Regions from separate parts of the Mus musculus genome. Here region 1 is linked to region 2. Evidence: chromatin contacts called from ENCODE POLR2A ChIA-PET data. All regions are on one chromosome and are shown on one strand. Each heading gives the region's core, a stretch centred on a gene start or an enhancer-like site at or near the end of the contact. The rest is flanking DNA. Distances are from core to core; before and after follow the strand shown.

Region 1 (4,036 bases), core at 977-3,476, 83 kb after region 2:
CTGAAGGGGATTGCAACCCCATAGGAAGAACAGTATCGACTAACGAGACCACCCAGAGCTCCCAGAGACCAAACCAGACTCCAGATACATATGTAGCAGAGGATGCCTTATCTGACATCAATGGAAGGGGAGCCCCTTGGGCAGGAGTGGGTGCATGGGTGGAGGAACACCCTCATAGAGGCAAAGGAGAGCAGGGAAGACAGAATGGGATGGGAGATTTGTGAAGGGAAATGCAAACGAATAAAATGATTAAGAGAGAGAGAGAGAGAGAGAGAGAGATACAGATAGACAGACAGTGCTACTAAGTACTGAGCCAGGTGTGGTAGCACACACCTTCAGTCCCAGTGCAGGGAGGTACAGGTGTGGGCCATGTAGCTTGGGCTACATGAGACCTTGTGTCTAGAGAAAGGAAGGAAAGGAAAACGAGACTATATTTAACACAAGAAAGAAAGAATCCCTCTGAATGAGATTGAAAGCAAATCTGCTGTTTCCCCTTCCCCTCAGAAAATGGGCTCTAACCTTGGAATGGCCCATCAGTTTGAATGAGACTAAAGGTTATGACATAAACAGTTTTTATGCTGGGCATGGTGGCACACACCTTTAATCCCAGCACTTGGGAGGCAGAGGCAGGCAAATTTCTGAGTTCGAGGCTAGCCTGGTCTACAGAGTGAGTTCCAGGACTGCCAGGGCTACACAGAGAAACCCTGTCTCCAAAAACAAAAATAAATAAATAATTCCCTCAATGCACAAAGCCAAAAATATTATTTCTCTTTAAACTATATACAAAGAGTGGGCGAGATGGCTCAGCGGGTAAGAGCACTGACTGCTCTTCTGTCCAGAGTTCAAATCCCAGTAACCACATGGTGGCTCACAATCACCTGTAATGAGATCTGACACCCTCTTCTGGTGCTTCTAAAGACAGCTACAGCGGTACTTATGTATAATAAAAAATAAATCTTTGGGCCTGAATGAGCGGGGCCAACAATTCCCAACAACCACATGAAGGCTCACAACCATCTGTACAGCCACAGTGTACTTATATACATAAAATAAATCTTTTTTTAAAACCCTATATATAATAAAGGCTTTGAGCCAAAATGGATAGTTAATTCTTTATTGTATTTGATATATATGTGTGTGTGTATGTATATGTGTGTGTGTATATATATATACATATATATATATATACATATATTTTTTTTCCAGCAAGATCACTATGCAGCCCAGGTTGGCCTCTTACTTGAGTCAGCCCTCCTGTCTTAAGTCTCCAAGAGATAGGATGAGGGCTGGTGAGATGGCTCAGTGGGTAAGAGCACCTGACTGCTCTTCCGAAGGTCCAGAGTTCAAATCCCAGCAACCACATGGTGGCTCACAACCATCCGTAACAAGATCTGACTCCCTCTTCTGGTGTGTCTGAAGACAGCTACAGTGTACTTACATATAATAAATAAATAAATATTAAAAAAAAAAGAGATAGGATGAGAGGTGCCACATCACAGTGACAGGTTCAAACCTTTATTTTTTCAAAGTTAAAAAAAAAAAAAAGAACAAGGTCCTAATTCTTGGAAAATTCAAGACATATATAATTCCATATTTAACTCTAATCTTGCTACTATGTATCAGGTTCAGAAAACCAGTTAAGCCAACCAAAAGATTTACTGATAGGCCCCACCAGTCATTCACTACCAATAACCAAGCTAGAGGTAACCAAGTTGGAGGAGTCATACAAATAAATATGAGTAAGACAACCTCCCTGAGCCCAGGAAACTCAAAGCCCAAGCTACAGATTACCATCCGAGTTTGTGAGTGCAATCGAATATCAGCCCTGATTCCAGGAAGACAGGCAGGTGGCTGAGCACTATGGGCAACCAAGCATCCAACTTGAGTTTACACAAGGTGGAAGGGCTTGGGTAATCAAAGCCAGCTCTGGTTTCGGGGCCCATGCCGCCAGGGTCCTCCACCCAGTTCCAAGCAACCTAAGATCTGTCCTTCTAAGGGGCAGATATCCTGACTGGCACTGGCCCCTGGTCCTCCAGCGGTTGGTGACAACTCACAGACTCAGCTGCGGCTTCCTGTTCGTCTACTGCTAGGGCCCAAGAATCCGTAGCCATGGCCCGCGGTGCCGGGGCAGCGCTGGCAGGCTTGCCCGCTTGGGCGGTGCGACCGCGGACTCAGGTGGGTGGCAGAGAAGTCCAGCACCGCCCCGAGGGAAATCATTCACTAAAGCTCAGACCGGAAACGGCGCGCCACGGTGTCGTCAGAGTCAGCGTCAGCTCCGCGCCCCTAAGGTCCGGGGATCCAGCGCCACTACTGTCCTCTTCGGGTTCCCACCCATCACCCTTCGCTGCAGATCGTCCTACAACCCAACTGAGGTAGCCAGCATTAAATGCTCTTGGACCGAAGGCGGAAAGTCACATTTTCAATCAGCATGGTGGCATAGATGGCCCTGGTATAACTATTACAGCCAGAATACATAAGCAAGTGTTTTACCTTTTCAGGATATTTAAAATGCCTCTGTGTAAACGTGCCTTACCAGACTCTTAGCTAAGGTCAAAATAGTATCTGTTCTTTTCAATTTAATAAGATGTCTAAGCATTGACAATCAGTCCCGTGAAACAAACAGGTGCTCAATGATATGCCCCAAATTGAGTTTTGAACACCAAAGGAAGATGCCAAGGAAAATTCTTGGTAGAGTATCAGAGACCAGAAAGAGCAAGCGGTTTGCTCAATCAAATCAATTCAGTTCCTGAAGGAAATGGTAAAAGCAGTTTAATAACAAAATACATGACCTCTGGCGTTATCTATGCTTTCTTCAGATGGCCATCTCTCCTCTCCTATGTAAAGGTTGTGTCGTTGGCATTTTATTTAATTACTTTTGGATGAATACTTTAAAGATTTAGTCATTTAATTTTATGTGTATGAGTGCTTTGCTTGCATGTCTATGTGCACCACATGTGTGCTTGGTACCTAGTCAGAAGAAAGTGTTGGATACCCTGGAAGTGGAGTTACAGATGGTTACAATGTGGCTACCTGGAATGGAACCCAGGTACTATGCAAGAGCAACAAATGCTCTTAATCTCTGCTCCATCTCTCCAGCCTTCACAGCCTTCATTTTGGGAATTTTTTTTCCGAACTTTTTTTTTTTTGGTTTTTTGAGACAGGGTTTCTCTGTATAGCCTTGGCTGTCCTGGAACTCACTTTGTAGACCAGACTGGCCTCGAACTCAGAAATCCACCTGCCTCTGCCTCCCAAGTGCTGGGATTAAAGGTGTGTGCCACCACGCCCTGCCTAATTTTGGAAATTTTAAAAAGGAAATAGCTCTAGTTTTAGAATAGTAAAATAAAGGCAGAAGGAACTACCTGCTTCCCCCTAACCAGGATTAAATAGGTCTTTATCCTGTGTATTCCATAGAAAGAAACTGAGCATCTTCCTGGAACTATAAAAACATTTTACTAATACCCCATGATAATAAATTAACCTCAAGAAATGTTGGATAGGTAAGGGTGGGGTGGAGGCAGGAGCCAGCTAGGAGGCCATGATCATATTTCAAGTTAGAAGAAACCCCAAGGAAAAGCAGCTAAAAAACAATTAAGTTATTTTGTATTTTTCAGGACTATAGAAGATTATAAATAAAATTTCAAATAGATTTTATTGAAGTGAAACATTAAGTTACACAAGATGCAATACAGTAGAATAGGTTCCACTTGATCCACAAAAACAAACCAAACTCACATAGGTGTGTATACAGTATTAAAGTTATCAGAAACTCAACTAACAGGGACTGTTTATGAGGGGTTTATCTAACTCACAGTGACCTGCCTGCCTCAGCCGACAAAATGCTGGGATTGCAAGCATGAACCATCACTACCATCTGCAATTTCATTTTATCCTCGGAAGTTAATTTCCATGTGCTCTTTTGAGTCAGAATCTCATAAATAAATAAATAAATAAATAAATAAATAAATAGCATGGTGGTGAAACCTGTAACCCCAGTGATAGGCTGAAAGCAGGAGAATAAGAGCTGGTGATCAACAGG
Region 2 (4,302 bases), core at 1,758-4,257:
GAGAACTGGAGTGCCAGTCTTGAAGACGGGTTGTTCCTTGCCCTTCCTGGAGGAAGCCTGGCTAATAACAGTTAAGGACTTCTCAGAACAGAGCAAACTCGTTGCTTTGCTCCTGGACCAAGGAAGCTGATATCATTGCTGTTCGAGAGGAGCCACAAGGCTTGGTGGAGGGAAGAGTGATACGGCTTAACAGGGAAGGACATGCTAGGGCAGGCTGGCTGCCAGCCTTGGTGTGGAACCAAATAAATACTTCTTGAATGATCTCACGCTCCGCTGCTTTCCCCCTGTGAGTCAGAGCAGTCCCTGGGAGGTGGGAAAGCATGCGAACGAGGACTGGAGCTTTTCTGTGGCTCTTCACTGGGCTGCGGTCAGTCCTGAAGTGACCAACAGCTGTAGCCCCTAATGCTTCAACCCCCGTCAAAAATGAAAACCAGAAAGTGCCCTAGTTTCTTTATCTTTTTTTTTTTTAAGGTTTATTTATTTAATGTATGTGAGTACGTTGTAACTGTCTTCAGTCACACCAGAAGGGGACATTTGATCCCATTACAGATGGTTGTGAGCCACCATGTGGTTGCCGGGATTTGAACTCAGGACCTCTGGAAGAGCAGTCAGTGCTCTTAACCGCTGAGCCATCTCCCCAGCCCTGGTTTCTTCATCTTGAAGAAGCTGTGGCCAGGTGTTACTGCTCATTGAAGGTGTCCAGAAAGCTCAGGTGGGCTGGGTGTGGTGGCGCACGCCTTTAATCCCAGCACTCGGGAGGCAGAGGCAGGCGGATTTCTGAGTTCAAGGCCAGCCTGGTCTTCTATAGAGTGAGTTCCAGGACAGTCAGGGCTACACAGAGAAACCCTGTCTCGAAAAACCAAAAAAAAAAAAAAAAAAGAAGAAAAGAAAAGAAATGAAGAGAAAGCTCAGGTTGCAGATGAAAACCTCAAGTCTGGGCCACGCAAGCTTCTGTCTGGCTTTTCTTCCGCTAGCATTTCTTCAGCTTAATTTCTACTTCTTCTAAAAACCCTCCCGAGAGCCTTGGATTTCTCTCCTTCAGTCTACCGCCATACTCTGATTGTGTCCTGTCTTATGTGATTTCTCCCTCTCTCCTCCCTTTAAAGTTTCTATGCATCCTCTGGTTCTCCTCATGTCTCCTCATGACCTCACGGGAAACCCTCCTGGCTTTCCTAGAATCCTACTGTTGACTTAATGACTAGAGAGCTACAGGCGTGAGATGGGTCTCGGGGGAGCTATGTAGGATCTCTGTGGCAGCTGGGCTAAGAGCTGACAATCTGCCCCACAGTGAGCATATGGCTTCTGTTCTATGTAGGAGTAAGGGTCCACCAAGGCATATCTGCCTCTGAGATCTCTGTGTTCCTGGAAGCCCGTACCTATCACCAAGGGGTAACAGTGCCTGTGATTGGTCAGAGCTGGGGGCTGGGAAGCAAGACTGCTTCCCCCGGGGGAGATTGTTCTCAGGGTTGGAGAGCTGATTGACCTGGCGTGGGGTCAACTAGTGGGTTATGTGCAGGGCTTATGCCTCAGGATGCTCTCCAGGGCTGTGGGGATACAGGCTAGGAATTCTCCACGTTGAGTTGAAGCTAGATGAACTGTGGTCCTCAGTTTGCTCCACCCAGGATGGCAGTTGGTGTACTGGGAGCCTTGGGCTTCTGATAGTTTCAGGACATCCTTTGAAAGGATGACAGTCTCACCTTATAGACAAGGGTCGAGATCAGAGAGGTCAAATGGTTACGTGGGGGACCAGTGGCAATGTCAGAATGTGGATTCAGATGTTGCTAGGTTGGAAGGCTTTGAGCTTAAGTGGATAGAGGAGCCATCTCTTTTTAATGCCAGCTCCTCAAGAGACTTAGGCAGAAGGACCTGAGTTTGAAGCATTCCTGGGCAACTTAGTCTTAATTGTTGGGGGAAAAGCTGCTGCCGATAGCTAGATGCTATGGTTAGCATGTGTATCTCCCTACTACCAAGTGATTAAAAACAATTAGAGAAAACTCTTCCTTCTGTATTCTGGGGACACACGAGTGCGAGGCAGAGTGTAATTATCCATTCGTATCTTCCTACTTACAAGAATATTTCAGATGGACCTGCCAGCACATGCCTGTGATCCTAGGATTTCAGGGTTAACCTCAACTACATAGTAAGTTCTAGGCCACCATGAGACTTTGTTTCAGCAACTAAAAATGGGGTGTAATTGGGGTGTCCTTAGGTTGATAGAGGACTCGTTTGGCATATATAAATCCACAAGTGTCTTAGCCCTCCTTGTAGTCCCAGCACTTGGGAAGGAGAAGCAGGAGGCTGAGCAATTCAGGAGCGTCCTTGGTGACAAAGCCCTACCTCCAAATAAGGTTTCAAAACTTTTTGTAGTCAGTGTTTTTCTGATTCTTGTAGTGTAAGGTTTTTTATACAGAGATGATAGATAGTTGGGTAAACATTTATTGATGCCTATTCTAATATTTTTTTTTAATCTGTATGGGTATTTTGCCTGTGTGTCTGTATCACATGTGTGCTGTGCTGGGACCACTAGATCCCTGGAACTGGAGTTACGGAGGGTTGTGAACCGAACCTAAGTACTCTAGAAGAGCAACCAGTGCTCTTAACAGTTACCTCTCTCTCTAGCCGCCTTAATGCCTGATCTGTCTACGACTATACTGGGTCACACAGTAGGAAGAGATGGTGGATTAAGTAATACAGTTACTATGCCTTTAAGTTAATATATTTAATTTTGAGATGGAGTCTCACTGTAGCTCAGACTGGCCTGAGACTGACTATAGTTCAGGCCATAGATTTTATATTTTAAGTGAGAGAGGTGTAACTAGCTTTCTCTCTCTCTCTCTCTCTCTTGTAGTTCTAGTTTAGACTCAATAAATGTGGGCTAGATATCACTTGTGATTCAAATGAGTTCATATCCCAAGAGGGTGAGGTATGATTGGACACAAGCCTGGTTTTGAGATCTCTGGATGCTGTTTATGATCACGAGTGTGACCTTGGCCTCATGCAAGAGGTGATGGCTAAAGACTGAAGTGTTGTGTAGGCATGCCACAGGAATGCAGGCTCTTGGCCTGGAAAAGACAGGGTGCACAGAAAGAAGAAGCAGAGGCCAGACCCTTCAGAACGCAAGGAGAGACTCAGTAAAAAGCAGAAGGAAAGAGAGAGGTCCGGAGAGGCGAGAGACTGTGTTTATAGTTACTTGGAAGTCAAGTGTGGTCAGCAGTAACAAAGGGAAGTTACCTGAGCAAAGGCGGTGTCTCCGGAGCTGGGTGTTGTCGGCACTAGCACCAGTACCTGGCAGCCCTAATGAGCCAGGCTCAGTATGGCACCCTTTTTAGCCAGTTAAAAGCAGGAAGAGGAGATTCATTCAGTATGGCCACACTGGGAAAAAGACAAAGAGATCCAGTGACCACTCCCTCCCCCCAAGTTTGTCTTGGTTCCCGTTGTTTAAATGTGAGTAGAGGGCCAAAGTTAGGATGCACAGCTGTGGAACCCAGTCAAGTTAACCCTGCCGGCACTGAGTGGTCTCTCTACCAGGTAGCCTGACCAGCTATCAGCATGGCGGACATCTCTTTCTGGGAGACAGGTTCCTACTCTGGCTAGTGCCAGGCTTGAAGCCTTCCCAGTCTTTCTCTCTGTAGGAGCTTCCTGGGGAATGGGGGGATAACTCCAACCCCTCGGAGTGTCTTATTCCAATAATTTGATCACCAAAGTAAGGGACACAAGTGTTTCTCCCCTTTTAAAAAAGACTTAGCTGGGCATGGTAACACACACATTTAATTCCAGCACTCAGGAGGCGGAGGCAGAGACAGGCAGATCTCAGTGAATTCGAGGTCCACAAAGTGAATCCAGGACAGCCAGGGCTCTGTTACACAGAGAAAAACCCTGTCTGAAACAAACAAACAAACAAACAAACAAACAGACTTACTTTACTTTAAAAATTGTAGGTGTGCCTGGGCGGGGTGTGTGCATGTGTGTGCGCGCTCCCGGGTACATAGTCGGAAGAGAATGTCACATCCCTGGAAGCTGAAGTTACAGTTGATTGTGAGCTACCAGGCATAGAGCATATGAAAAGAAAGTTTCCTTTTCTCCCCTGACTTTTTTTTTTCTGCAGGGAAGATACAGGGTACATTTTGATACATTTCGATACATTTTGATACATCATGACCCTAATTTATGTTTCCATGTTTCTCATCGTCAGCTAATTCAAGCCTATGGGTACCCAGGCTCAGGATTGAACCAGGACATCAGATACACTAAAGTCTTTTGCCACAAGCCACAACCCCGGCCACAACTATAGTTATGTGATCA

The links. ChIA-PET counts read pairs that join two places held with the same protein, here RNA polymerase II (POLR2A).
Region 1: POLR2A ChIA-PET joins it to region 2 with 15 read pairs in Patski. The contact joins the promoter of Ddx19b here to the enhancer-like site in region 2. POLR2A ChIA-PET finds 5 or more read pairs at or near these places in 2 of 5 experiments (Patski and embryonic stem cell).

The regions. Positions count from the first base shown.
Region 1 is chr8:111,025,544-111,029,579 of GRCm38, forward strand. It overlaps Ddx19b (DEAD box helicase 19b), which reads right to left and starts at 2,227. Exons shown (of 12, transcript NM_172284.5): 1 at 2,055-2,227. The coding sequence starts at 2,111. It also overlaps a transcript of Aars not described here.
Region 2 is chr8:110,941,495-110,945,796 of GRCm38, forward strand. The region is part of intron 1 of St3gal2 (ST3 beta-galactoside alpha-2,3-sialyltransferase 2); the gene reads left to right. Gm39251 (a long non-coding RNA gene) reads right to left here. Exons shown (of 4, transcript XR_001778654.2): 2 at 3,920-4,017; 3 at 3,232-3,372; 4 at 806-846. Among named protein-coding and RNA genes, the nearest start is that of Gm46052, 4.3 kb to the left of the region's middle. Within about 2 kb of position 3,008, at least 1 of the 3 ENCODE cell types and tissues checked has a DNase peak (open chromatin) inside an H3K27ac peak, as active enhancers do.